Regions from separate parts of the Mus musculus genome. Here regions 1, 2, 3, 4, 5 and 6 are each linked to region 7. Evidence: chromatin loops called from intact Hi-C (ENCODE). Cell type or tissue: left cerebral cortex. All regions are shown on one strand.

Region 1 (4,000 bases), 1.9 Mb before region 7:
AAAAAAAAAAAAAAAAAAAAAAGACCTGAAATCCACGTCTTAAATCAGCTCAGTGGTTTGTTACCCACCCCTACCCACCCCCCAGCACCCTGCCTCCCTGATGCATGCCTAATGTATTCCCTGGTGATTCTGAGCATTAATTAGTTGTTTAATGGGAGTATGACTAAAAATGTAAAAGAAGGATTAGGAGCGTGAAACGTATGTCCAGCTCCTTCCCCACACTCGAGGAGGGAATGAGAATCATTCTGGATCTTCTATTTCTCCAGGAGCCATTTGCATTCCCACCAGCTGCTCACTTCTGCTGCACTGGTGCTGGGCGCTGCTGAAGACCCAGCTCAGCACCGAGAGACTACAGCCGCCCATTCTGGGGGTTAACCCAGCCGGGTGGGGGAGACTCCCGACGACAGAGAGTGGAGAGTGGGCGTCCGCTTCCCTTCCCGGAGCCCCTTCCCCCAGCCCTGGCTGCAAACCTCTGAATCCTGAAAGTGGGGAAAGAGTTGTCTGGGCAGATGTGCGCGGCTCTCTACTCTGCTCCTTTCTCTTTTCCTCTGCTCTCAAGCCGGTCTTGATTTCCAGCTTCTTCCCACATTTCTGTGAGACTCTCCAGCCACGCCACCAGCTCCTGGCCAGACTGATCTTTTAGGAGCCCCTCTTAATGTCTCTAAAATGCAAAGGGAAAAATAAGAGAGAGATGGGGCAATAGCCCATTATTTTAGAGGGTGACGACCCAGCAAAATAATAATGGATGGGCAGAGATGACAATGTTCTTGTTCAGGAAGTATTCCGGTGAGGTGAGACCAGAGTTCAGTGAGAGGACTTGTTGAGATGCTTGATTTTTTTCCCCCAAAAGGCTCAAAGGGGGTGGGGGGAAGAGGAAATAAAAATAAAAACAGCACGTGACTGTTTTCCTCCTGAATCTCTTCCTTTAAATGGCATTACTTTGGTTTCCCATTGAGTTAGGAGAAAAAGTTTGAGTTTTCATGGATCTTACAAGGTTAGAGATGGCTTAAAATGCAGATCTCTCGTCGGTTTTCCTGGAGACTGAAGAGGCTAACTCTTTCCATAAAATGAGTCGACTGTTAGCTATTTCAAAGTGAAGGGATTTGGCACTCAAAACAAATTGAGCAAGTTTGTTTGCCTGTTTTTCCTGCTAACACCAATGAATTGAAACCACGGAGTCATTCAAGAAAACACAGAACATACTCCAAACAGCCTCCAGATTCAAAGGAAACTCGGCGTGTGTGCGGTAGCCCTGGGTTAACTTTTCTTGTGTATACATCCCGTGGGCATCCTTCAGAGGAGTCAGCATTATCTTCCTCAAATTGCATGAACTGGTGTGCTGATTTAGGAAGAAAAGCTGTATGAATTTTAGAGGGGACTTTATTTTCTATTAGGGACCAAGGAGAATTAGGGACCAAGGAGAAATGCAGTTTAATGGCGGGTCTGGTTGGGTTTTGTTCCCAGGCAAGGTTTAATATTGGTGAGAAAAACGCCAAACCATGAGGTACAGCTATTTTCTGATATTTTCCTAAAACATATCTTGAAGGGATGCACTTGAGATTGAAAGAACTTTGTCCCATATGTCTGGCAGAAGCCTTCACTCCTGGTCTTCCAGGCGAATCATATTTATAGCCCTTCCACGCAAAGGCAAGACCCTGCCAAAATATCCTGTTCGTTTCCAAAGTACAGACGCATTAGGAAATCAGAAAATATGAAATTAGAAGTAGGACCCACTTGTAGACTAGGAAAGGCCCCTTTCAGCCTTACATACTCTGGACTTTCAAGAACATTCGCTCATATGGGGGGGAACTTCCTTCTCCTTCCCCACCCCCATCCCGGTGCAATTTAATACCACTCTCAGTCAGGAACCTTAACCTCGTCATTTTAAAAAATGAGATATCCGCGACCCGGGGTGAACTTGTTGAGTGTAGGTACAGCAGAGGAAATTCTAGACTCTGAGAGTCCCAGACTTGAGCAAGAGATCCCATGCCGACACACTGGCCGGTGTGTGGCCCTGTCTACCTGCGCTCTTCCACTCTGATCCACCCGTCTTGACCTCAGACACCACCGTGACCTAGCCCTTGCCTTACTGTAGTTCAGGCCTCCCTCCGGTCATCGTCTGGTAATATCTCCCTCCTCCTCCTCCTCCTCCTCCTCCTCCTCCTCCTCCTCCTCCTCCTCCTCCTCCTCCTCCTCCTCCTCCCCCTCCCTCTCTCCCTCCCTCCCTCTCTCCCTCCCTCTCTCCCTTCCTTACCCCTTTTTCTTTCTTTCTTTCTCTCTCCTTCCCTCCCTTCTTTCATCCCCCCCACACACACCTATCGGCTGTGGCTCTCCCACCTTCTGCCGCTAGCTCACCCTATTTTTCTAACTTCTCCCAGTCATCATCTTCTCTTTGCCACCCCATCCATCCACCCACCTTCAGTGCTGCCCTCTGTGGATCCCTCAATTCCCTCCCACTGCCCCTGTAGACAATCAGTACAGTAACCAGCTTTCCTCTACTCCGCGGGCCTGAAAGGAGGTCACGCGCGCGCACACTCACATCCACACTTCGAAAGCCTCACCCGGATCAAACCAAGCCACACTGCCCTTTGTTTCATTTCATGGGCCACTTTGCTAGTCCCTTCCTCGTAAGCCACCCAGACTTTGCTCCGCGCGAATAGGTTTCTGTCTCCCCAGGCTCTGGCCCTCCCACTCAGATTTAGAAGGGGTTTGACGCACAACCGTTTTTTCTCCGTCCATTCCATCCTTGTCCCTTTCCTACCATCCCCACCATCCTGCTCCCCAGCTTGAGTGCTAGCTCCTGCCACTGGTCAGCTCCTGTCGGTCGGTAGTTGCCTCCGGCCCCTGATCCTCCGCTCCTCCCTCCTGGGTTCTGTCCGGGACCGCAGTCTCCTGGGCCCCTGGGCCTCACTTCTCAGCCCTAGTGGTCCCCTGTCCCCTCGATCGCCCCTGCACGCTCCCCCACCCCCGCAGTGGCCCAAGGCTGTGCTCGCCCCTTGATCGCCCAGCGTACAGCAGGCTCGGCCGCCCGCCCGCGCGCCACTGTGCACTGGAGTTTGGTGGAATCTCTGCTGACGTCACGACACTCCGCACACGGAGTCGGAGCGGAGGGAAGAGAGAGGGATGAGAGCGAGGGAGGGGAGAGAGAGTGCGAGACCGAGAGAGAAAGCCGGAGAGCAGCAGACAGAAACTGCCGGCGCCCGCTAGCTTTAGCAGCCCCCCGCGTGGACCCTCTCGGAACTTGGCACCCTCAAGATCCCCGCAGTTCCACCCAGACCCGCTCCACGGCGCTGGCTGTGCAGCCCGAGCCTCGGCCGCCTGGCAGTCACCCTGGGAAGCGGTGGGACGGGGAGACAGCCGTTCTCTCTCCGGTAGCCGGTAAGTGGAGGCCCTCTCTCCCACAGAGCTGTGAGATAATGCGAGTCTGGAAATTTGTTCCACTCTGGAGAACCTCCGCCGTGTATGATTTGTGGCTCGCCGGGCTTGTTTCTCCAGATTCAGCGCAGTTGGCAAACAGATCTTACAGAGCCCCTGTTCCGTTCGCCCTCAATCGCAGACACTAGAACAGTCCTACCCGGCGTTGAAGTCGACTGGAAGCCAGGCATGGCTGGCAGTTAAAACGAGGCATCTTCCCTGAAATTTCGATGCCAACAGGGTAGGGAGAAATCCTCCAGCTGAGGATTAGCCCAGTCAAGATAAAGGGCCAGCTACAAAGTTTCAGCTACTGGAATAGATTAGCCCCTTCCCATCATTACCCATTGGAAAAAAAAGGAGATTCCATCTTAACCGGCGGTTAGTGACCTCTCAGGCCCAAGCGAATTACCTGAGAGCCAGGCCTAGATGCCAACCCGCACAATTACTTCGGATTATAAATCCTTTAAATTGATCATCAGTCAACTCCAATCTTGTACTGAGGGAGATGCATTTTAAACGGATGCGGAGAGGCCACTATTTTGCAACTGGTAACTAAGTAAAAACATGCGATTCCAAACCAGCGAAA
Region 2 (4,000 bases), 1.9 Mb before region 7:
AGTAGAAAGCTGTGATAATGAATTTTGTAATATCTCCCGAACAGACATCTCAATCAGACACTAATCCTGTGATTTTACTGCAGAATCGCTAAATCTGGAGCCGCCAAACTGCTACTTCTGGGCCCACGGGTCCACAAGGATCGGCAGAATCCCTACCCGGGTCTCATTAGCTGGGGGAGGGGGGACCTGCTTGTGGCTCCCCAGTCTTGGATCCCCAGGCCACCACACCAGGCGGCCCCTCCTCCAGGCAGCACGACCTTGGCCAGAGTCCCCTGGAGCTTGGATTGCTCCAGAAGAGACTGAGGAGCGCGTGAAAATGCTCCTGAGGCCAAAACTCGGCCCACTGGCCTGGCAATGCCCGCTCTCACCTCCAGCCCTGGTCTCTAAGAGAAAAGGATCCTCCGATCGCAGGCATACCCTGTTAGCAAGAGTCAGGAGCCAAGATTCAGGGGGCCTGAGAATCCCTTCTTCCCTTTCTTGTCTTGAAAGCAACCATTCCATCTAGCCCTCCGCCACCCACCTCTCCCGGTTTGCCTGTGGCAAAGAAAAGGGGCCGCGTCAAAAGCTTGGCTGTCTGAGTTGCGGTTGGAAATTTGAAAAGGATCTAGCTTGCCTGGGACGGCAAAGGCCGAAACTGGAGGAGCAGCCTCCTCGGTGCTGTTTGGGCTTGGCGGCCCCTCCAGAAACGCTTGCCCGGGTCTCCTGTCTCGCTCCAGCCCGTCGTGTAACTCGGCTCTACGATCTTAAATCATACTTTAGGGTAAATAAATGGCTGGATGAGTATCTCCAGGGAAAAGTATGGCTAAATATGGAAACGCGGCTCCTGGTGGATGAGCGGCCCTAACTCAGCTCGCTCCTGGAGCACCCTTGGCCGAGAGTTCCCTCCCTTTCAGAATAACAGAAAAGCGGAGGGAAAGTTGCTTTGTGCGACCCGGCATGCTGTTTCTGGCCTTCTGCAAATGTTTGCTGAGCTCAAATTGACTGACACCGTATTGAATGGCGATCTTTCCAAAGAGAAGTCCATTCTCTCCACCCCCAAATCGTGTATCAGCTTAAGGTGGCTCCTCGGCCTAGGCGCCCTTGAACGTAGTCCCCGCAGCTTCTCCAGAAGCTTGTGGGTTCACTGGCCTCCTAACCTCTGGGCCCTTTCCCCTTCAACTGGGGACTTAATTCCTCCAGGTAAACATCTCGGTGGGAGTCCTGGATTTAGAGCCCGGAAGACGTTGCTGGACTCCGTGGGGCTCTCCGGCCCGAGAGGCGTGCCTGAATCCCCCAGCACCTAGCAGCACACTTCACACCTAGAGTCGATCCTGACCTCCGCGCAAGTAGCTAGCTGCCTTTGAGCCTCCAACTCCCTACAGCTGCCACTTCTCAAAGTCCCACTTCTCTTCTGTTTTGCAGATAACCGGGAATGGAGACCAATTGTCGCAAACTAGTGTCGGCCTGCGTGCAATTAGGTAAGAAGCTCACTTCTCCTGCCCGGGTCCCTAGAAGGGAGTCAGGCTGCGTCTTGAGAGAGAGGAGAAGGCTCCGGCTCGACAGCGAGGCCCCCAGCAACTGGAACTTTCTCCAGGGGGGGGTTAGGCGAAAAGGAAATCAAACTAGTACAGCCGTGGCCTTGCCCTTTCGGGGAGGTTTGGGCTCAGGCGAACTAGCAAGGACTGCTCTGACACTCCTCTAAGCTTCCCGTCGGGTGGCCCAGGGACAGATCACTGCCCTCACTGGGTTGCCAAGGGGCCGGAGGGCTGGGAGTGTGGTCTGTCCTTCCTCTAACGGGCTCTTTGCTCTCTGTCCCTCTTCCCCCTCCGTCCCGCCTCGCCCCCTAACCCTGGTCCGGGGCTCCTTCCCTCCGCCCTTTGGCATCCGCTGCCACCGCACGTGGGGCGGGCGCACTAACGGCCCAGGCGTGCAGCCGGCAGCCGTTGAATGTCTCTTCTCCAAAGACTCCGAAATCAAAAAGGTCGAGTTCACGGACTCTCCCAAGAGCCGGAAAGAGTCGGCCAGCAGCAAGCTGTTCCCGCGGCAGCACCCCGGCGCCAATGGTAAGGGGGGAGGGAAGCGCAGGCCGCGCGCCGGGCTCCTGCCTCCGGGACTCCGGGCTGCCGGTGAAGCACGGGCGGGCGAAGCTGCCAAAGCCGGTGTCCCCTGCTGCAGAACTTAGACTATTGGCCTCTGGGTAGAGCGCGAAGCAGCCGTCCCAGGGACTTTAATTCCTTTCCACAAATTATACTGCACTCCTGAGACCCAACACCTCTCCCTTTTCTCTCTCCCTGTGGTCTGATCCCCTGCGCACGCCCCAGCCTACTACGGCCGCTGCTTCTGGTGTGCAAAGTGGTCCAACAGCGACCTCTGTCGCTCTCCTGGTCCCACTGCACGTTGCACCATCAGGGCCCACCCGGTCCCTGAAGCTCACAGCCAAGCCTCGCCCAGGCGGCTGGGTGCAGTTTATCGCGCCAGGCGAACGCTGGAAAGTCGTGCTGAAGGCTCGCTTTGAAGGGTCTGGGTTTGGACCACAGCCCTAAAGAGCAGGAGACAGAACGATGCACAGCACATGAGGGCCGCAGCGATTGGGTGCTCCTGTTGAAGAGCCCCTGCTGCTGTGTTAGCTGTTAGGCCTTGGGCTTGAATAATGTAGTTTCTTCGTTGTTTGATTTCACCCTAGACCAGTCCATAGGCTTGTGCAAAAGGTGAAAATGTCTCTCACGCACAGCAAAGGCCCTGGAGAAATACAAACTCATCCTTAGATAATGTATGTGTGTGTATAAGAGATGGAGGGGCCTTCATTTGGAATAGGTGTAGAATTCTAATTTACATATTTTTTTCTAGTCTCCGGGTTTTCCCAGCTTCAAAATAAGTAAGTGCCGGACCTTAGGAGGTTGTTGACCTTTGATTGTGTGAGGAGATAAAACTCCCCACAGCCCTCGACCCCAACCCCTACACAAATATAATATTGCCAGAGGGGGTAATTTGGAACTGCAGTCAAGTAAATAAAAAGTATTACTAAGGAAAAAAAGACTTTCTGCGGGTATCTGAGCAGAAAGCAGCATTTGTTGAATCAAAAACGCTTAAAGCAACCTGCAGCTTTCCCATCCTGAGTCCTCCTGCTGGGTCAGTTAAATGCTCACTTGTCCGGGATTAACCCCAAGGGGTTAAATGGGGGCAATGCAGAGATAATGTCGGTTGATTTCTGTCATTAAGATTGTGTTAAATTCTTCTTCTGTTTGATAATCGGTCGTAAAAATAAATTATTAGACCGGAGAATGTTTGGGATATGGTTAAAAATCAAGAGTAGCGATGAATCCCAGGGAGAAGGCTTTGTGCAAGCCCGGCCTAGGCCCAGGGGTGGGGGTGGGGGGGCAGCCGCCGCCCAGCGGAGGGCAAGTTACATCCTGTGGCTTGTGACCCTAGAACTCGACCCCACCTCTAACCCTGATTTCGTTGACCCAAAGAATTGTTTCTGAGGCTAGGTGGCCTGCTTTGGGGCTAATAGACGCAGACCCCGTCAAGGAGTCTGCAGTGGGATGATGTCCTTGTAGGTAGGCAGGATGTGTCTGAGAGCCTACAGAGTTTAGTCCCCGCTGTCAAGTGTCCTGGCATTCGCTTTTAATAATAGGAGAAAGAAAGGAAAAAGAAAATGGTGGGGAGAGAGAGAGAGCGAATATGAATATGAATATGAATATGAAGAATTGTGGCGTTTACTTGAAGGACGGATTATTTTAAAGAGTGTATGAAAGGTTCTCCCCCTATATTGCCAAAAATGTCTGTTTTTCTATCTTTTGGACTTAAGTTTTAAAAAGCTGTCCAAATGTGTTTAATAGCATTCATTTTAAAAAGGCATGTAGTGGGACAAGATACTGAAAACCTTGGGTTTTAGCTGGTTTGTGGTGTGTGTGTGTGTGTGTGTGTGTGTGTGTGTGTGTGTGTACTGATAAATCAAAATGATGATGATGACGATGATGATGATGATGACGATGATGATAACAATAATAATAATAATAAT
Region 3 (4,000 bases), 100 kb after region 7:
ATTCCATATGCAAATTCACTCTGAAACAGCTGTTGATCAGCTGTTGTCCAGACTGGAAACAGGGTCAGTGAAAGCAATTCCTGAGGGTTCTTCTGTGCAAGCCAAATGCAGATCCTGTCCTGTTTTGGACTCACCGTCCTTTATCAGGAAGCTGAGAGAGCCCAGGGCCTCGGGAAGGGGACTGTACCACTCCTTTCTGTCTGCGAGAAGGCCAGTGTCTGTCACAGGCACTTGTGATGTATCCTGCAAGCCACCTGTAAGGGTGACTCCCGCAGGGTAAGGACTGTGCCTGGGGAGGGGGCTACTTGGTGAGCGAGACCTCATACTGGAAACCCCTTCCCAGAGGGGTTTCCAGTATGAGAAGCTGTAGGCTCAAGATGGCTAACTATAAACGAATATGACTAGTGCTGTGAGTTAGCATGTTAGATAAAAATGAAGAGTCTGTCAAATAAATCGGTAAATCTGAGCAGGTTCCTGGCAGTGTCCTAGTGCTGCCTCTTGGGCTGGGGAAGGGCAGGGAGCTCCCTTCATTTTCCTGGGAGTTTCTAGGGCTTTGATGTGGGTTTGATTTGGAACCTACAACACCTCAACCGCTTGTCGGTAGTCAGACATTATTATGAAAGACCTGACTTTTCTCTCTTCCTGGTTCAGTCAAGATGGGTGAGAAAGTGAGCATAGGATCAGAATTTGTGAAACATCGGGAAAATTGATCACTCGAGTTCATTCATTAAAAACCAACCCTGTGAACAAGTTTATTAGTGTTTGGTGTAGTATAACAAACCCCAGAGCCAAAATTTTCCAGACACACGGTTTGGATGTAGTGTCTCTCTGATTATATAGTATCCCCAAACTAATTTAAAAGTAGAAGCAAGATACTTTTAGCAGCGGAAAACTCCTCTGGCTAAAGGCACAGAAGTTCACCTGAAGATAGATGCAGATGCGCACGCAGCCCCCTCACACCCACCCCACCCCCATTTGGCTCTGACTTAGTCTTTATCTCAGAGACTTGCTAACTAAATGAAGGAGTGTGTTTATCACTAAGTAGAACCTTCAGCCTTCACTGCCCTGGGGCCAGGAGCTGTGTGGGAGAAGTAATTGCAAGTACTGTACAGGCTACAGGAGTTAATTGCGCAGTGCTTTGGATTTATGTTGGGGGAAAAAAAAAAAACCATGTTTCTGGCTTCTGTTTGATGATGGCATTTAAAGGCTCAGGGCTCCTGGGTCCTGTGATTCCTCCCACAGAACCCTCCCAGCTACGGAGCCAGAAGGCAGAGCCCAGAGGGTTTGGGGGGAGCCTGCGTTCAGCCCCAGCTTCAGCTGTCCTCTGCAAGGTGGGAAGTGAGTGCTCAGGCGTTCTCAGTAGTCTTTTCAAAAGCATTTACTTCCCATATAGTTTGAGGCTCACTCTGGCATCTTTGAGCCTTTTTCCTAATCTTTGCTCCTAATCCTACGCACAAGCGCACATGAGGCCAACCTCACTAGGTGTCCAAGTCTCTGGGTGTCCTCTGGATGGGGGTTTAGTTAGAAAACAAAGACAGACTTCTGTTTTTCTTTTTCTTTTTCTTTTTTTGTGATATGGTGACATTAGAGGGAAATTCAAGGCAGCTTGAGAAATCCTAACACGTGTTTAGAGTCTCAAAGCAGAGAAGACTCTTGCCTGGACCTAGAAAGTGAAAATATGCAACCCGATGTCTCCTTTTTCATCTGTGACACACACACACACAGGAAGCACCTGACAAGGAATTGTTACAAGCAGAAGGTACGAAGCGGAAGTTAAAGACTCTGGGAAACAAGTGTCTGGAGAGGTCAGGTGTCATGGTCACTGTGCAGTACCCACCCAGCTGGAGTTAGCATCTCCCAGGCACACAGTCGCTCTGTGCTCAGCGGCGCCCCCTAGCGGAGGCTGCCTCCTGCCTCCCTTCATAGTGCAGTGTTTAGATCCTAGGCAAGGGGCTGCTAGCTGCATCTGTCTTGCCTGAAATTCCCAGCAGACTTTGCTTGAAGCCGGAGATCTTGGTGCCTGGAAAGGGCTCTCTTCCACAGCTCCCGTCTCTGGCTTGTCCATTCTGAAGGAATGGCCTACCTATGACTTTCCTCTTTTGCAAATGGCTGTCACAGATGAGTGGAAACCTCTTAGAGGATCCGTGATGCAGCACTCTTGACTGTCATGTCCCTCAGGAAGTCCAGCCCTGGGACAGGCTTGGCCACACAGTTTTGACATAGAGACGGTCAGTGTGGCTATAGTGGCTGCTGTGTGAACGATAGGTTTTCAAAGCCGGCCCCCATGTCTAGAACACCCCTGGTCAGCGTCTCAGCTGCTTTCTGTTGCTATAATAAAACGTTGTAACCATGGCAACTTATAGAAGAGTTTATTTGGGTTGATGGTGGTTCCACCATGGCAGGGATATGTGGCAGAAAGTGGCAAGCAAGAGGGCAGAGGCAGGAAGCTGAGGGCCAAGTGATCTAGAACTCTGGAAGCCCCCCCCCCCCCAGTGACATACTTCCTCCAAGAATACCACACCTCCTAAGCCTCCCCAAACAGCCCCACTAAGTGGGGACTGAGAGTTTCGATGCTCAGACTATGGAAGACTTTGCTCGTTTGAACCACCATAGTCATTTGTGTGACAGGATGCTTTTTGCATAATTGAAAGGCATGGTCAGATCTCTAGGCATCCAGAGCAGGGAGGTAGGAGGGAATACCTGTGGATTAATGACTCTCAGGGCAAATTTCAGAAAGTTCTAAAAAGCAAAACTTGGGTTTCTGGCACCTTTAGCGCTGCACTCACTTGGAGAGTGATAACAGGTGGGACTGTCCTGCAGTGGGCCTCTCCAACCTTGAGCATCATCTTCCTTCTCACCTGTGCCCAGTGGGGCTGACCGTGTGACAATCGTGTCTTCCTGTCATGCTGTCCCCTAAACATTCCAGAGAAACAACCTTTGCATGACACTTGAATCCAGTTCTGCATTGGAAGTGGGCCTGAGATGGTTTAAAGCACAGGAAGAGCATGCATAAGTTATATGCAGATATGCGCCATTGCATGTCTGACTGCAAAGGACCCTTTGTGGATACCAAGGGACAACTGTACCAAAACAGCTTGCATTTGACTTATGTAACCATCCAGTGGAACCGAGGGCGATCTTACTGCTGGGCCAGAGAACAGGAAAGAAGAACTCAGCTAGCAGCCAGATCCACTGGTCAGCTGCTGCAACTAGAACCTAGCCAAGGAGCCAGTGGAGATGGCTGCTCTTCCAGAGGCTCAGGGACCGAGATCAATTCCCAGAACCAACCTGAAAGTTCACAGCCATCTGCAACTCCAGTCCCTGAGCATCCAGAGCCCCTTCCTGCCTCTGCGGTACCAGGCACACACACAGACATGCGGACAAAGCACCACATACTAGAATTAAATATTTAATATATTTAACTGGGCATGAAGATGCACAGGGAACTCACTGAACCTCCCTTGTGATTAAGTGATATCTAGCCCCAATACTTATGGATTGAGTTGCAATTTCACCTACGCACTAAAATAATATCGAATAAGGAATTGCTTTAGACACATTTTAATAGAGTCCTTTTCTCACTGGGGTACCTGGAGCTATGGAAGTGCCACCTTCTGACACTTCAAGTCCTATCCCCTTAACTGTCAAAACATGGATAGAGTTTCTGTGTGGTACTATGGCTAAACCTTACCTAGGACTGTGTGCACTCTAGGAAGCCTGGTTAGTTTTCTTTTTTGTCAGCTTGGCACAGGCTAGAGGTATCTGAGAAAAGGGACTCACCACTGAGAAAATGCTTCCTTAAGATTGCCTGGAGGCATACCTGAGGAACATTTTTCTAATTGGATATTGATGGGGGAGGTCCCAGCCCATTGTGGGTGGGGCCACCCTGGGCAGTTGGTCCTGGAAACAGACTGAACAAGTCAGGAGGAGCAAGCTACTAAGCAGAACTTCCAGCTCCTTCCCTCACTTCCCAGGACGGTGGGCTGGGCAGTGGAAGATG
Region 4 (4,000 bases), 1.9 Mb before region 7:
GCTGATGTTTTTAACTTTAGCTTTAGGTAGCACATCGCCTTTCTGTCCTGACCTGGGGTGTGGAAGTTGGGGGGGGGGGGGGCTGGTCTAGAAATGGATGTAGTGAGACACAAAAGGAAGAGAGGGGGTGCTTGCTGGCTAAACCTATACCTCTCAGTCTTAGACTTTCTTGCTTCTTTACCCTAACCCTCTGATTCCAAGTCTCCTCTCCCCCACCTTATAGTCCTAACCAAAAGCCGAATAGCCTTTGGCTGGGCAGGAGCAGAATTCCCAGGAGCGCGCCTGTGTAGACCGGGTGGGCACAGCAAGGAATTAGTTGGGCCTCGCACTGCTGATAGGTGCAGACAGAACCATCCCTCTGCCGCGGCTCGGGGCCTCGTGATTGGTGTGGAGCCACGTCACTCCGACCCGAAGAAGGGTCTGGGAGGAGGCGGAGGCGGGGAGAGCTGGGGAGGGCCGCCGCAGAGTGACGTCTTGCCACCAGGAAGCCCGCCTCTGGTTTTAAGATGTTAGGCCAACAGGGAAGCGCGGAGCCGCAGATCTTGCCGGTCTCTCGCTGGGGTGTCTGGAACTGAGCTGCGGCAGGGTCTGGCTCCAGCTCGACTGCCCGAGGGGGTGTGCGTGCGAGCCGCGGAGGGTGTGCTCGGAGGCCCGCGCCGTGGCTGTGGCCGTGGCCGTGGCGGCTGCAGCCGCCTCGGGGAATCTAATATCAGCTACCTGTCCCTGTCACTCTTGACACTTCGCTGTCAGGGCTGCAGCGCGGGGGGCGGGCAAAGCGCTCTCGTAGCTGTCCTTATTGGAGGGGTATCAAGGGGAGGGAGGGAGGCAAGAAAAGGGTCTTTGCCCATTCTTGTTTCGCTTTGGATCGTGGAAGTCGGCTCCCTAAAGAGGCTCGCAGCGGTTCCCTCCTGCCCACGTCCCCACGTCTGCGTTGGCCCCCCTGCCTTTCGGCTGCCGAACTCTTTTTGGCTGGAGTCTGAAGCTAGAGGAGACAGGGCTGGAGGATTCGGCAGTTTGCGTTCCCTGGCTCTTTCAAGTCTCGGCTAACACGGGGACACTTGGCGCCTAGAGCGCTACCGAGAACCGGCGGCCACCGGGGCTCCACTGGCGGTAGCCCTGGACTCATAGGGCTCCGCACTCCCTCGTCCATGAACTGCATGAAAGGCCCGCTGCCCTTGGAGCACCGAGCAGCCGGGACTAAGCTGTCGGCCGCCTCCTCACCCTTCTGTCACCATCCCCAGGCGTTAGCCATGGCTTCGGTCCTAGCTCCTGGCCAGCCCCGCTCCTTGGACTCCTCCAAACATAGACTGGAGGTGCATACAATCTCCGATACTTCCAGCCCTGAAGTCGCAGGTAAGGCGCCGCGCTGCCCCTCGGACACTTGAGCGCAGCCCCCTGGCGCCTCCCGGCCCGCTCGACCCTCGAGGAAGTCGCCCCCTCCTAGGGAAGGCGTGGTCGGAGTGGTCGTTCTGTTAACTCAAGGGAGAACTTCCGGGATTCTGGATTCTGGTGACCCCGTCCCTTCCATTCAGTCCCCTGCCGACTTGGTTCCCTCCCACGCCGCCGAGTCTACCTTGGTCTTCCTTCAGTTTCTTGGGTCACGGATGCCTCGGCATTTCTATTCAAGGGCGTTCAGAGGCCGCCCCAACTCTGCCCCCCTCCTCTTGTTAGCTTTTACCACCCGGGGAGCCTCACGCCTTTAAAAAGTATTTCTAAAATTACTTAGAAAGGCCCCTGGCAACGAAGCAAATCTCCCCACCCCGCGAGGAGCTGGAGGACTTGCGTTCCTAACTCTATCCTAACATCTACTTTCCTAGTCCTCCAAAGCCTCATGGAAATCTGAGGTTTGGGGTGGGGTGGGGGTGTCTGTAAAACACGCGCATGTTCGTGTCTTAAAAGGATGTGTTTCTTCTCAACGGTGTATACTTTTGAGCAAAGGCTATAAAAAAATGAATGTACCGCCTCAGTGAGATAAACGTGTAAATAAAACGTGCGGCGCTGGGGGAGGGGAAGAAATGGGGCGCACACACCCACACTTTCACCGCTCACCCCCAGACACAGCGCTCCCTAAGGAACGGAGGTGCCGAGCACAGACCTTTCCCCGGCCAGCAGCCGGGCTCTTTGCCGCCTCTGCCACCCGGTCCGGTAGAGAGGTTGTAGATGGGAGTCTGACCCGAAACTATGTGTTTCTTTCTGCTTTGCTTTTTCAGAGAAAGATAAGGGCCAGCAAGGAAAGAATGAGGATGTGGGCGCCGAGGACCCGTCCAAGAAGAAGCGGCAACGCCGGCAGAGGACTCATTTCACTAGCCAGCAGCTGCAGGAGCTGGAAGCCACTTTCCAGAGAAACCGCTACCCAGACATGTCCACTCGCGAAGAAATCGCCGTGTGGACCAACCTTACGGAAGCCCGAGTCCGGGTAGGAGCCAGCACCCAATCTGGGAAAACGAGGGGGCCGAGGCCTTGCCAAGAATCAGAGCCTGCAGATCATGGGTGGCGGTAGGAGTGGTGGGTGGAAGGCAGGGTCACCCCTTAAGGACGTGGGTGGGAAGTCGCTTTAGAAGAAGAAAGGGCCGAAGGCCTCCAGGGAGCGAGTGTGCCCGAGGTTACTGCTCCCGGTTCCCAGGCAGAGCTGCCGCCTGGCGCAGGCGCCTACAACCTCAGCGGCTCTCTGCCGGCCCATCCGGCGCCCTCCCAAGCTAAGCTGCGCGGGCATTCCTCAGCAAAGGGCATTGTGTTCCCGGCTTACCGTCGCCAGACAAGCGCCAATAAAATCCCTCCCCGCCAGGAGCTGTGAACAGGCTCCAACCTGTGCTCCTAGAACAAGAAAACCCTCCAGAAACACGCAAGGCTTGGCTTCACTGGAGAACCTTCGCGCCTAGCCCGGCCCAGCCTTTTCTCCCTTGACTAGCAAGAGTTGCTCGCTGGTCTTTACCGGGGCGGGTTTTTCAGCCATTCAGATTTCTCTCACAGTCTATTACCTAGTTTTGTAAATCTGGAAGTAACGACTATTCTGTTAGCGCTTTTCGAAAAAAAGGAGAAGAAAGACGTTTCAATTTGGTTTATTTATCTTCTCAAGAAAGTTCAGCTCAGTGAAGGCTGTGCTCACACCCCTTGCTTAATTATAGTCATAGATTTATAAAGACAGCTTACCTTTACTTTGTAGCAAATCTGCCCCTTTATGGACTGGCCAAAAAGAAAAAAGAAAAAAAAATGAGCTTAAACACATTACCCAGTAGCAGTATCCTGGTTTAACGCCGGTCGGTTGGAATGTTCAAGATTATTAAGATTCTGAAAGAGGGACTCAGCAGACTCCAGAACCGCCTGTTTTAGAAAACACGTTCTGTGTAGAAGAAAGAAAGAAAAGGTGGGGGAGGAAAAATAAAAAGAAAAATAAAGAAATTGTCAGGCAACGACGAAAATTAAAACTGAAGAGAATTCCCAACGCAAAGAGAAGGAAGACGCAGTCAGTGTAGCTCTGAGGCTGGCTAGGAAATGCGGGTTGATAAAGGAGCCGGGAAGCCGCGGAGAGTGGTTTTAGTTTAACTGCCCGGAGCCAGCGCTCGTGCAGGGGCCGCGTGGTTTTGAGCAAGGTCAGTCTTTCATTAGCTTTCTTTAGCATCAGGGAACGATGGGACTTGCACGTACTCTTCTCGCCTGGGCAAAGTTTAGAAGGCCTGGAGTAGAAATGACAAGTAATTAAAATAAAGACACAATTTGTCTTTCACTGAAATCCCTGGGGAGAGCCCTCCCACCCCACCCGCTTTTCCTCGGCCCTGTTCCTCTGCAGCGGGTGCGCGCTCCAAAGGCCTACTTCCAAACGCTTACTTTTTAGCCAAGTGCGTGAGGCTTGCTTCTTATAGCAATCAGGTGTAAAGAGGAAGGGGGGCGGAATAGGAAATCAAGAATGAATGGGAAAAGAGGGGAAAAAAGCGGATTAGATGGCTGGGCGCGACGGAGATGTGTAATGTGAAACATCACCGTTGTCAGCCCTGGGCTGTTG
Region 5 (4,000 bases), 90 kb after region 7:
AAGAAAACAGTTCACATAAATTGTCTTTAAACTGCCATATGTGTGCTGTGGTATATGTGCCTACACACACACACACACACACACACACACACACACACACACATTAAATAAATAAATAAATATAATAAAACCATTTTTTAAAGATGTATTTATTTATTATATGTAAGTACACTGTAGATATCATCAGACACTCCAGAAGAGGGAGTCAGATTTCGTTATGGATGGTTGTGAGCCACCATGTGGTTGCTGGGATTCGAACTCTGGACCTTCAGAAGAGCAGTCGGGTGCTTTTAACCACTGAGCCATCTCACCAGCCCCATAAAACCATTTTTTAAAGTGTATCACCTGCCTTGCCTTTCTGCTCACATCAAGGCACCCGTGTGTCCTGAGCGTTGACTTTACCCTGTGCACTTCTAATACAATTCCAAACAAACATGGCTCCTGATCCAGCCCAGAGGCTGGGTTTAAGGGGATTTCAAAACATGTGGGCGTGGCTGCCTGGCCAGTGGGCTCTGCTGGCTTGGCAGGAAGATGCCAGGAGTCCTGTGAGGTGGCTCCCTGCTTCTCCTGTCAGATTTGCCAGAGCAACGGGCATCCCTGTTTCCTGCAGAAAAGATGCTGAGCCAGATCCTCACGTCCAAAGCCACACTGGCGGGAGCTTGTTCTCTCAGCAGCTTTCCCCTTCCGCCCTCTCCTCAAGCACCCACACCCCTCTTTTTCTTTCCTTTTCCTTTTTTACGTCATTGGTGATAGGGGGTGGTGGTGGTGGTGGAGTGGGGTGGGCGAGGGGAGGCACTGGAATTGGGAATTGGAATCAGTGAGTGGGACAGCTTGGTACAGACAGCAGAAGGCAGAGGCTCCCAGCTACCTGAGAGACGTTTTGGGGGGAAGGATTCTTCTTACTCCTGCAGCTACATCATCTTAGTGAGTGTGGTCACCTCCCAGTTAGGCAGCGCCCACATCTCCATGGAGATTTGGGGAAAATACTAGGAAACCATCTGCTGGAGACCCAGGCAAATGTTTTACATATATTTGCAAAATTAAAAAAAAAAAAAAAACCAACATAAGATATAAAGTCCTCAAATTCCCAAATGGATGCCTTGCCCCCAGAATAACAATTTTGTTACTTGGTGGTTACATTAAAAAGGGGAGAGAAGGGCTGGTGAGATGGCTCAGTGGGTAAGAGCACCCGACAGCTCTTCCGAAGGTCCAGAGTTCAAATCCCAGCAACCACATGGTGGCTCACAACCATCCATAACGAGATCTGACTCCCTCTTCTGGAGTGTCTGAAGACAGCTACAATGTACTTACATATAATAAATAAATAAATCTTAAAAAAAAAAAAAAGGCGAGAGAAGGGACTCGAAGAATGTCCCGCAGCTATGTGTCCTCTATCAGAAACCCCAGTTTCTTGACAAACAAATTAAGATGTTGCTTCTTGTTCCCTACTGGCCGGAAGCTCACCACAGTCAGAGTGTTATCAGTATTCTGTACGTGTGGACGTGTGTCTAAGTGTGAGGAGATGGGCTGGCTTCTGATGTCATACCTGTTTGGGTTACAAGATTCGGGTTCCAGAGTTCACGTGACAGGGTCTGGAGAGAGTCTGGGTGAGAAGGAGGCATGATTGTCCTAAAAGGAATCTGGAAATGAACACATTTTGCATAAATAAGTGTTGTTTGGCCTCAGTTATCCGTGTAAAACTCCAGGCAACCAAAGTAGAACACTGGATATCAGGGGTCACCTGTGAGAAGACTTTGGGTTTTTTTTCCTGTTTATACTGGCAAAAAGGAAGGGTGGGTGACAGGTCTTTGTACTCTGACTGCTTTGATGCGTTGCACGTGATACAGGACCACGAGGCAGAGAAACCAAAATGTAAGTTTCACCCCAGCCTCCAGACTGCCTGGTGTCTGCAGCACCAGGGCGCTCCCCGTTAGCCGGCAGCCATCCTTTAACTGCTTCCAGTAAACCCATCCATTCTTGGAGTGTGAAGCGTGAGGTGCCTTGCTGCCGCCTCGCTTACCTGTTCTCTCTCCCCGTTTCCTTTTCCGTTTCAGTGGCACGCCCTCTCCCGGGAAGAGCAGGCCAAATACTATGAACTAGCACGGAAAGAGAGACAGCTACACATGCAGCTTTATCCAGGCTGGTCAGCGCGAGACAATTATGTAAGAGTCCTCTTTATCCCTGGCTTTACCTCCCCACCCCCTTGCTCCCTGTCCTCACCCCACCCCCTCCCTGCTCCCCGTCCGTCTCAGAGGGGATCTTTGGAGGATGCACGTGTCTGTACTGTCTCTTGTTTTGGGGAATTAACGAACTGTGTAATAAAGATGTCATGAGTACATTGCATTCTGAAAACTTTAAGCTTTTTTTTTTTTTTTACTTTGTGGCTGTGAGTTTTCTCTGTAAAACGAAACTCTTTTAAAGTTCAAAACATAAATATTAAAATACTAGGAAAAAGATCTTTTAAAAAAACCTATAATTTACAATGTAAAAGCAAGATTAATTATTAAATAATCACCACTAATCTTGCCACCTCTTTGTTTTCTGTGTGTCTTTAGTTTCATATATAGGTAAAATATAAGTGCATGTGTGTGCTTGTATATACATGTCTTTATCACCTGTTTCCTATTCTCTGAAAATGTATTTTTTTTTCCTCTGAAGTGATATTTAGGACCCTATTCTACTAAGTGAATGTCTGTCTCAGTTTCTCGGTTTCTCCTGATTTTAGATTTTTGGGTTTTTTTTTCCTCCCCTTCAGAAACACATAATCCACCCTGCATTGAATATTTCTGTGCAGAATAAAGGGTTTTCGCTGGTACCATCATTTCTGCAGGATAGATTTATAGTACCAGGATGTTAAGAAAATAAAGCAATTTAAAGTTCTTGGTACATGTTGTCAGGTTTGTTTCCAAGTGACAAATGCTTTAGAAATCTTGCCCCATGTCTTGGTGACTGTTTTGAAACAGTTTTAGGACTACTTGGGGTTTTTTTGTTTTGTTTTGTTTTGTTTTTGTTTTTTAATCTCACATTCTATGTTCTTCTTCGACTGAAAACAGAGTAGGGATTGTCATGTTCTAGGATATACTAGTCTTATCGTCAAGAACTCTCTTGCTTATGTTGCCCGCTCTCTTACTGGAGAGCTTGAATATCTGGCATTGTCTTTAACTCTATATTAAGAATGGCATATCTAAAACCGGGCGTGGTGGCGCATGCCTTTAATCCCAGAACTCGGGAGGCAGAGGCAGGAGGATTTCTGAGTTCGAGGCCAGCCTGGTCTACAAAGTGAGTTCCAGGACAGCCAAGACTACACAGAGAAACCCTGTCTCGGGGTGGGGGGAAAACAAAAACAAGAATGGCATATCTAAAACTCTGTCATTTTTATATAAAGTGACAATTTTGATCGTTTAGATTCTTAATAGAATAATTTGAAAATCATTCTGAGACAGCTACAACAGGTGCCTTATGACAGCAAAAACTTACTGCTCGCTCTTCTAGAGGTTGAGCTATCTGAAACCAAGGGCACCCAACAGGTTGGCTGTGTTCCCACCAGGCTGTGCTTACCCAACCAAGGACAAGCCTTATTCATAGGGTCCCACCTCCCAAAGGTTCCACCTTATTCCAGTACACTCGGGGGGGTGGTGGTGGCTGGAGGTGTTATGATTTCAATGTGGAAGTGTGAAGGGGAGACATTGGTCTCATAGGAGACTAGACGCAGGAATATCACTCAGGCCCATCTTGATTTAGAGCAATTGTCCCTTCAACAGCACATGTGAAACCATGAACCAGTGCACAGTTTATTGATGGCCTTTGCTGTAGGAGCTTCAGTTCCTACAGAGACAATGACAATTTGTGTCTGAGGTCACATGGCCCATAACAGCCATTACAGCATTTGGACACATAGGCATCTTTCTGAGAATGGGTTAAACATTGTTTCCTCCTCTATACAATATATACTCTACACTAGAGTATACTCCCCTGGAAATGCCACTTTACTGTCCAGCAT
Region 6 (4,000 bases), 170 kb before region 7:
TTCATATATTTTGATACAAAATTACAGAACAAAAATCTGCTAGGAAATACACCAAATAATAGAAGTGGATATTATTCAGGGGAGGAGGGGAGGAGGGAAGGGGGGAGGGGGGAGGGGAGGGGAGGGGAGAGGAGGGAGGGAGGGGAGGGGAGGGAGGGAGGGGAGGGGAGGGGAGGGGAGGGAGGGGAGGGGAGGGGAGGGGAGGGAGAGAAGAGAAGAGAAGAGAAGAGAAGAGAGAAGAAGAGACGGAGTGGTTTTGACAGCAGAGGTAGCCATAGGCGGCCATCCTGCTGTGTGTCTGCCTGTGCTGGAAAATGGCTTCACTGTGCTCCTGGCAAACAAGACAAGCTTGGTGACAAGTCTGATCCTTGAAGAATTGATGAAGCCAGAAATATAAACATTTTTCTTGAACCATCAGCTCACAATCTTTCCCCCTTACCTCTATTTTCACCTGCTTTGTTTCTATGTGGCAAAACATCTCTACCCAGAATGCCCCCAAATCCATCCCCATACCAGTTGACCTAAGGTAAAAATATCAAAATGACCAAAAAGGTCAACAGCAGGAGAAAAAGAAGCAGGCCTGAACCTCCCCCAACATGGTTTCTCCTCATGGGACATGAAGTGTTAGAAAGTCTGTGGTTGCAGAGCTGGCTCGCCAGTTCAGAACACTTATCTTACCGAGAGGGCAGAGGATCCAGGCTCCACCCCCAGCTGCCAAGGATCCAGGCTCCATCCCCAGCTTCCACATGGTCTCACTGGCACCAGGCATGTGTATGGCACACACACACATATGTGGGCAAAACAAAAACATACATAAGATGAAATAAATCTTTAAAAAGTTTTAGAAGCAGAAACAACTCTAAAATTTGGTTTTCAAATGCTGCATTGTTTTCATTGTATGTGTAGGTGTGCGGGTGCACATGCCTTGAGTGTCTGTCTTTCTTCATTGCTCATCACCTTATTTTTAAAGACAGGGTTTCTCACTGAGCTAGAGCTCAACCATTAGGCTCGAATGGCCGACCAGTGAACCCCCAAATCACTCCGTGTTCATGATCAGAAACACTACAGGGAAAGCTTCAATTCTTTCTTTCTTTCTTTCTTTCTTTCTTTCTTTCTTTCTTTCTTTCTTTCTTTCTTTCTTTCTTTCTTCCTTCCTTCCTTCCTTCCTTCCTTCCTTTCCTCCTCCTCCTCTTCCTCCCTCTCTCCTCCTCCTCCTCCTCTTCCTCCCTCTCTCCTCCTCCTCCTCCTCCTCCCCCTCCTCCTCTTCCTCCTCTTCCTCCTCTTCTTCTTCTTCTTCTTCTTCTTCTTCTTCTTCTTCTTCTTCTTCTTCTTCTTCTTCTTCTTCTTCTTCTTCTTCTTCTTCTTCTTCTTCTTCTTCTTCTTCCTCTGTTGTTGTTTCAAGACAGAGTTTCTTACAGCTCTGGCTGGCTTGGAGCTCACTATATAGACCAAGTTGACCTCAAACTCACAGAGATCTACCTGGCTCTGCTTCCTGAGTGCTGGGACTAAGGAGTGCACTGCCTGGCTTTGGGAGAGCTTAATTTCTATGATATTCACTGACAGTTATGAATACTAAAGGCTGGGGCTGAAGAAATGGTTTAGCAATTAAGAGCACTGGCTGCTCTTCCAGAGGACCAGAGTTCCATTCCCTGCACCCACATGGCAGCACACAGCTGTCTGTAACTCCAGTTCCAGAGGATCTGATACTCCTACACAGATAGAGAGACATACATGTAGGCAAAACACCAATGCATATGAAATGAAAATAAATAAATAAATAAAATACTAAAGACTGGGAGATGTTCAGTCAATAAAGTGCTTGTTCCACAAGGAAGAGGGTCTGAGTTCAGTCTCCCACATTATGTGCAAAGGGGGAAAGCTGAACCATTGGTCACATCTGTAGGAGGAAAAGGGCTAAGGAGGGGGCCAGTCATCCTACAGATCCTTCAAAAAGTGGAGAGGGTGGATCCCTGGCTGGTGTCAACTGAACACACAAAAGCAAAATACACAGGTTGGTGGGTTTAGACATCCTCCTAACAGAGCCACTATATCAACATAATCAATAAGTCCAGGATGTCAATCAGAGGGGCCTTCGGTCAAGGCCAGAACCTTTGATTCTCAACTTTTCAAACAGAGATGTTTAGCTTTCCGGTTATGCACATCCAGAAAGAACTGCATCTTTCTTGAATCTGGGGAAAGCCCAGTGGCAATGCTTAAAGCCACCACTAGCAACAGCTCTCCTCGGCTTCTTGGGTGTAGTATCTGGAGACAGATGCTCTGGACATCTTTTCATCTCCGTGCTCAGCCAGGGGTCAGCAATTATATTGCGGAGTTGAATCCATCTCAGCCCACAGAGCCAAATGGTCTTCAAGCACAACCAGCCAGGGGAGGCCAGTGCCAGCAACAACTGAATGTTGGCTGCAGTTCAGGACAAGCCTGGTCCTTTCTCCTCCTCTGGGGCTTCCCCAAACTTCTGTTTCAACACCCAGGCCAGAGATTGCCTTACACTGAGCCAGAACCTCGGGCAGCTGCTGAAGGTGCCTCAACCTAAGAAAGCACAGGGTCACCTGCTTGACCCAATCACTCCTTGACATACAGAGCTGAAACCAGAGCCTTCAAGGCATGTTCTAAAAAACATTTTTGTCATGAGAAAGGCATATGATAGTCTCTGTTGTCATTTATAACTTCTGCATGTCTGGTAACCAGCATTGTTGTTACTGCGGGTACCCCAGAACTGTGTTTGCCAGCAACCAACATGATATTATGTCACCAAAACAAACGAGCTCACACGTATGGATGTCAGGTTGGCCTCTCTGTGAGTTCCCCCTTCCTTCTTCCTACAAGTTGTAGCTTTTGTCTTCTTTTCCACTCGGGGTGCCAGGTGTTAAGTATTCTAAAAGTAGGAGGTTTATCCAGCAGACTTGAAAATTAAAGCAGATAGTTTAAAAAGATAAAATAAAAACTCTCACCATTTCCTTTTTCTTGGGCAGAGCTGTAAGTTCTAATTCTCGATTGTTGATATTCCCAGAAACCATTGTCATCTGGTATCTTTATGATGAATGAGGAATGTCATGGGATTTGTCTCTTGTTTTTCCTTTCCGTAGAGACTTCAGTGGCCAGAGCTCATGGGAAGGAAAGGCAATGAACACAGAGAGGTAGATGCTGAGAGAACACATAGCCAAGTGAGAAGAATGGTTCCATAAAACTGAAAGCCAAGATCGTGTCTGTTGCCTTCCTGGCAATCTCTCATTCCTAGAGGCCATTTCCTTAGCCAGCCTCGTTTAGAGCCATTGTAAACCACAAGCTGGGGGCAGGCAACTTCATTCTCTCCAGGGGAATTCTCAAGGGCTTTTGTACTCTCTTTATGTAGAAGAGGAGTTGGCATTATTCCTCACATATTTCTCAATGTGATTTGCTTATGTGGATTTTTGGTTTTGGGGACATGCTTATAGAGTTCATAAAATACATCCTCACACCCATTGGACAAAAGCAGGTACCATGCTACTATGATGGCAAAGACTGTAGATACTTAGTGCAAACCTCTAACCGTTTGTTTCTGGGCACACAGCTAGACAGACTCGGGGTAAAGCCACTTACTGCTCACAAGCACGCACCTTGGGCTCCACAGAGAGCTCCTGCTTCTTACACCTTAGCATATTCGCTTGTGGCGACTGTTTAGCCTAACATAAGAAGTATGCCCACTTCTTGGGCATCATGGTTGATTTGAGCACACATGCATGTGTGCATGCAAACGTGTGCACGCACACGCACGTGCATGCGAGCACGCACACACACACACACACACACACACACCATATGTGCACACACATACAACATATAATCACTTAAGCAGTCACCTTCAACAGCCCAGACAGTTCCTATGGAATCAAGCAAACCAGTAGGTTCTCTAAGAACACAGGCCATCTGAAGAGGGCTTTTCAATGGCAAAGTACTTTCCCGTGCATCCTCTCTCCACAATTTCAAGCAAGCTTCTGGGGCA
Region 7 (4,000 bases):
CTTCCAAGGGTTCTTGTGCTCAGTCAAATTGGCTCACTCAGAGGAGGAATTCTGACTTTGTTAAATTTATGTTAGCAGGAGCTGTAAACGTCTGAAACTATGTCCCTTTGCTCTTCACCCTATCACACTGGAGGCTGCATAGATTCACTCTAAAAATGGATTTATTCCCAACCTTCCTTTTATTCTCCCTGGTACCCTGAAGGAAAAATGCCATTTTTGGCTTTTGTAAGGTATAGTCTTGACAATTATTTAATTTTTAAAGAAAAGTTTTTGTTATTCTGACTTCTTTCACCAGCCCCTTGTTGTACCTAAATCTATCAGATTACATATGACCAACCACGTCCTATGCAGCAAACCAAACTATACATATATTTCAAACATATATATATATATATATATATATATATATATATATATATATCCACCTCCTAGCCAGCTCCCAAACTGGTAGTTATCAGTAAGCAAAGTTTTAAATGCTGACTTAAAGAACTGTTAAAGTCTACAATGCCCAATAGCCCACACTTTCACCTTTAAAAGAGAGCTCTTGTCCTAAGCGTTCTTATGTAATGAAACCAACACACGATTCGTTGGAGTCTTATTTTCCATTTAAGTAAGATGGAGATACAATTCTTCCTGTTTACTGCTCCCAGGTTCTACAGATGGCTGCCTCACTGGTCTAATGATTTTGCCTGAATATTTGACTTGAGGGGAGGGGTTGAGAGCTAAAAGACAATGTGTTTCCAAACTTAAGCCCCACTTACACAGTGACTTTCACAAAGCGTCGCCCTTAAAAGTCCTGTCCAAAATGCACCAAGGAGACAGTGGGAACCGGAGAATTTTTGAGGTTTGATTCGTATTTACATCCATCCTTTAAAGGTCCCTTTCAGCGGAGTCTCCAGGATGTCAGCAACTGCCCAGTGCTGCCTGCCTCTCCTAGGTTGTTCTTCTCCCTCCTTTTGGGATGTATTTTCCTTTTTCTACGAGGTCTCTACACGCTGAGTCGAGAATCTCCAAAAACCCACGTTCATTCGGTGATAAAGGCACAATGAATGTGATAGCGTAGAAGCGATATTTAAGGCTCAGTCTTCATCCACACCCTTCTTACTGATCCTTCCCCCCTGGTAAGCCTGGAGATTTTATTTTCGCTAGGGTGGTGTGCCCTTGTCTCCGAAGTGTGTGTGATTCACGGTTAGTAGAGTCACAACTCTTCTGTTTGCCTTTGCTGAATCTCTTCTCTCTGGTTAGGTGAGCAATGTGTTACATTTTCTCCTTTTCCTTCCCCTAGTCCCTAATTCTCGCCTTATTCCCTCTGTCAGAGCATCTATCAATGTGGTGTCGACCACAGCGCCAGCGGCTTTCTCTTTCATCTTCCTCCCCTTGCCTGAGTGAGGGGGCTAGAGTGGGCGGCGGGAAGGAGGTTGAAGAAAGACTGGCAAAGGACTAGAAGTGAGGCGCCGGGGGCGGGGTGGGGTGGGGTCGGCAAGAGAAGAAGAGATGCTCAGATGATGAAGTTAAGCCATTCCCGTAGTTTCTCGTCAATTTTCACGTGGGCCACACTGTTCTTTGGGGTTGGGTTACACACAGCACCCAGTCTATCTTCAGGTTGTATGGTGTCGTCCCCCCCCCCCCAGGCATGAACAGGCGGGCGCAAACACATACGCACCCCCACGGCGCCCCCCCCCCCCAAGTATGACTCGTCCTTTGGGTGCTAGGAAATGAACTAGGGCTGGGGGGGGGGGGAGAGAACCTGGATCTCCTCCTCCTCCTAACAGACTCCCTCCTCCCCACCCCTCCAGCAGGCAGCCAAGGAGAGCAGGAGGCGGGGGAGGGGCGGGGGAGGAGAAGCGACGCAAGTGAATAGCTTTGCAGCGCCGGCTAGGCGCGGCGAGGAGAAGCGGTGGGAAGGCGCAACCGCTCACCTGCGGGGCAGCGCGCACCGGAGGGACCGGGCTGCGCTTTCGTGGGCCCTGGCATTCGGACATTCCCGGAGCCTTGCAAGCGGCTACGCTCCGGGTGTTCCCCGGCCGGTCTGCCCGGAGGAGCCGAGGGGCCACCGGCAGCTCTTTGCTTTGACCGAGGGGAGGCGGGGAGAGAGGCGAGCCAGGCAGAAACTCGAGCCGGGAACAAAGAGGGATCGGGCTCGAGTGTGTGTGTGTGTGTGTGTGTGTGTGTGTGTGTGTAAGTGTGTGTATCGGCCCGAGCTGCGGGCTGGAACATTTGGGCCCGAAGCTCCTGCTGTGACTCCCCAAGACTCCGCCGTGCCAGCCACCGCCGATTCCCAGCGCTCATCATCACAAACTTTATTCTTGGCAAACTTCTCTTTTTCTCCCCTCCTCCTCCGCCCCTCCCCCTCCAGCAGATTAAATGCTCCTCCAGAAGGAAAACCGAAGCGAAAGGGAAGGAAAGAAGCTCTAACGCGGACGTCTGCAGCCCGGTGGCTCTTTATTGTTTACTCTGAAGGAAGTGGACTTTTCGGTATTTTCTGATTCTTCTCGTACCTCCGCTGGGGCAAAGGGAGCCTCTTGGCCCAGCTCTCCTCTTCTCAAAAACAAAACAAAACAAAACCCCAAATCACCGAAATCAGCATCCGAGGAATCCGTGGAGAGGTTTTGCACGGTGACGCACCACGGGACCCTCGTTTGCACTTTGGCAAGTCGTGTCCCCTCCGGAACCGGTGTCCTCGAAGCACAGACCCCAGCAACGAGTGCGGCGTGGGGTGGCCACCCAGCCCTGGCAGCCTAGCCTAGTGCACGCGGAGCGGCGTAGACGCTCTCAGAGGCGCCGGCGGCTGCCGCCCTCGCAGTCTGGTGCCCTTCGCCCCAGGGCCGGGCGCCGGCGTCCTTCTAAGTGGGAAAGCGCGGCAATCGCAGAGGCTCCTGCAGCTGCTCCAGCCGTGGGCCCCTCGCTTGCCCACCCGGCTTCCATTCACAGTCCTCCCGCACTCAGTCTTCCAACTCCCCCACCTCACATCGACCCTCCCTTCTTGCTGTCTCGGAGTGCTCCCGCAGCGGAGCGGAGATTACACAGCCGCCGGGATGCCCCAACTTTCCGGAGGAGGCGGCGGGGGGGACCCGGAACTCTGCGCCACCGATGAGATGATCCCCTTCAAGGACGAAGGCGATCCCCAGAAGGAGAAGATCTTCGCCGAGATCAGTCATCCCGAAGAGGAGGGCGACTTAGCCGACATCAAGTCATCTTTGGTTAACGAGTCCGAAATCATCCCAGCCAGCAACGGGCATGAGGTGAGTGGGCAGCTGTCCGGAGAGGCGTGGCGGGTCCCGGGGAAGCGGAGGGGAAGCAAGCAGGGTGCGCGACCACGGTGGCCATTGAGCCCTGGTCCCTCGCGGGCTGGGTGGGGAATAACGGCCCCTAGTCCATGGTGCGCACGTGTGTGAGCAGCGGGCAGGGAAATTTATCCCAAGTGTTTCTATGGCTAAACGGTGGCAAATGGGCAGGAAACGCTGGCCTATACCGGACCGGTTTCGTCCTCCGACGTTTCGGTGGCTCTGAGGGACGCGGTGCATTAAAACAGGGATGTCTAAACACAACTGTGAAGTCTATCATGGGGTGGAAAACAAAGTGCATCCGCTAGCTCTCTCGGTACAGTGCACAGAAGTGCGTTAAACCACCGAGGGCTCCAAGGAGCGAAGCCCCAGGCGGGAGGAAGGAGAGGCGGGCGTGGGCCTCGCAGAAGGGGCCGTCCCAACCGCCGTGGAGCCGGGGCGCGCGCCCTAACTGCGGGGGCGTTGCGGGGCCGGGTCCCCACAGCAGGAGAGGCTGCTGCCGGGAGCCGTGGGCGAGCCGATCCGAGCCAGCCAACGGCACCGATACCGCAGTCCTTCCGCCCGCAACCCCGGCGTTTAAAGTGGAAAGAAAAGCGTTTATTTGGGGTTAGGCTGGGTTGGGATCAGGCCCTGGATCTCTGCAGAAGAAAGGCGAGCCCTCGGCGGAAGCCGGGCGGCGGCTAGGGAGGAGGGACGCGCTTTATCAGATCTCCGGG

What was found. A loop is a pair of places that touch in the nucleus more often than their neighbours do. Peaks named below come from ENCODE experiments on the same cell type or tissue, not always from the same donor. Only the 100,000 strongest peaks of a DNase experiment are listed, where the experiment ranks them.
Region 1: it touches region 7 in a loop (7-fold over the local background); 4 of 42 quality-filtered maps call a loop at or near these places.
Region 2: a loop joins it to region 7, with 7 times the contacts of the local background. A loop is called at or near these places in 8 of 42 quality-filtered maps.
Region 3: it touches region 7 in a loop (2.3-fold over the local background); 4 of 42 quality-filtered maps call a loop at or near these places.
Region 4: a loop joins it to region 7, with 8 times the contacts of the local background. A loop is called at or near these places in 8 of 42 quality-filtered maps.
Region 5: a loop joins it to region 7, with 2.0 times the contacts of the local background. A loop is called at or near these places in 5 of 42 quality-filtered maps.
Region 6: it touches region 7 in a loop (1.8-fold over the local background); 2 of 42 quality-filtered maps call a loop at or near these places.

What each region holds. Positions count from the first base shown.
Region 1 is chr3:129,196,785-129,200,784 of GRCm38, forward strand. It overlaps Pitx2 (paired-like homeodomain transcription factor 2), which reads left to right and starts at 3,094. Exons shown (of 5, transcript NM_011098.4): 1 at 3,094-3,378. It overlaps Gm40149 (a long non-coding RNA gene), which reads right to left and starts at 2,125. Exons shown (of 4, transcript XR_867634.2): 1 at 471-2,125. In left cerebral cortex, no CTCF peak of the experiment used is centred here; DNase peaks (open chromatin) are centred at 1,624 and 3,580.
Region 2 is chr3:129,202,536-129,206,535 of GRCm38, forward strand. Pitx2 (paired-like homeodomain transcription factor 2) reads left to right here. Exons shown (of 5, transcript NM_011098.4): 2 at 1,402-1,457; 3 at 1,905-2,042. The coding sequence starts at 1,412. Among named protein-coding and RNA genes, the nearest start is that of Pitx2, 4.7 kb to the left of the region's middle. In left cerebral cortex, a CTCF peak has its summit at 2,351; a DNase peak (open chromatin) is centred at 2,327.
Region 3 is chr3:131,213,188-131,217,187 of GRCm38, forward strand. The region is part of intron 11 of Lef1 (lymphoid enhancer binding factor 1); the gene reads left to right. Among named protein-coding and RNA genes, the nearest start is that of Hadh, 57 kb to the right of the region's middle. In left cerebral cortex, a CTCF peak has its summit at 1,889 (motif pointing left); a DNase peak (open chromatin) is centred at 1,908.
Region 4 is chr3:129,213,429-129,217,428 of GRCm38, forward strand. Pitx2 (paired-like homeodomain transcription factor 2) reads left to right here. Exons shown (of 5, transcript NM_011098.4): 4 at 2,211-2,416. Among named protein-coding and RNA genes, the nearest start is that of Pitx2, 16 kb to the left of the region's middle. In left cerebral cortex, no CTCF peak of the experiment used is centred here; DNase peaks (open chromatin) are centred at 401, 443, 1,947, 2,439 and 2 more places; H3K4me3 peaks cover 618 bases.
Region 5 is chr3:131,198,241-131,202,240 of GRCm38, forward strand. It overlaps Lef1 (lymphoid enhancer binding factor 1), which reads left to right. Exons shown (of 12, transcript NM_010703.4): 9 at 2,055-2,162. Among named protein-coding and RNA genes, the nearest start is that of Hadh, 72 kb to the right of the region's middle. In left cerebral cortex, a CTCF peak has its summit at 2,053; DNase peaks (open chromatin) are centred at 608, 972 and 1,991.
Region 6 is chr3:130,938,101-130,942,100 of GRCm38, forward strand. No RefSeq gene overlaps it. Among named protein-coding and RNA genes, the nearest start is that of Gm36520, 88 kb to the left of the region's middle. In left cerebral cortex, no CTCF peak of the experiment used is centred here; a DNase peak (open chromatin) is centred at 2,399.
Region 7 is chr3:131,108,437-131,112,436 of GRCm38, forward strand. Lef1 (lymphoid enhancer binding factor 1) reads left to right here and starts at 1,861. Exons shown (of 12, transcript NM_010703.4): 1 at 1,861-3,242. The coding sequence starts at 3,036. In left cerebral cortex, a CTCF peak has its summit at 1,950; DNase peaks (open chromatin) are centred at 683, 800, 1,005, 2,037 and 7 more places; H3K4me3 peaks cover 2,189 bases; H3K27ac peaks cover 1,879 bases.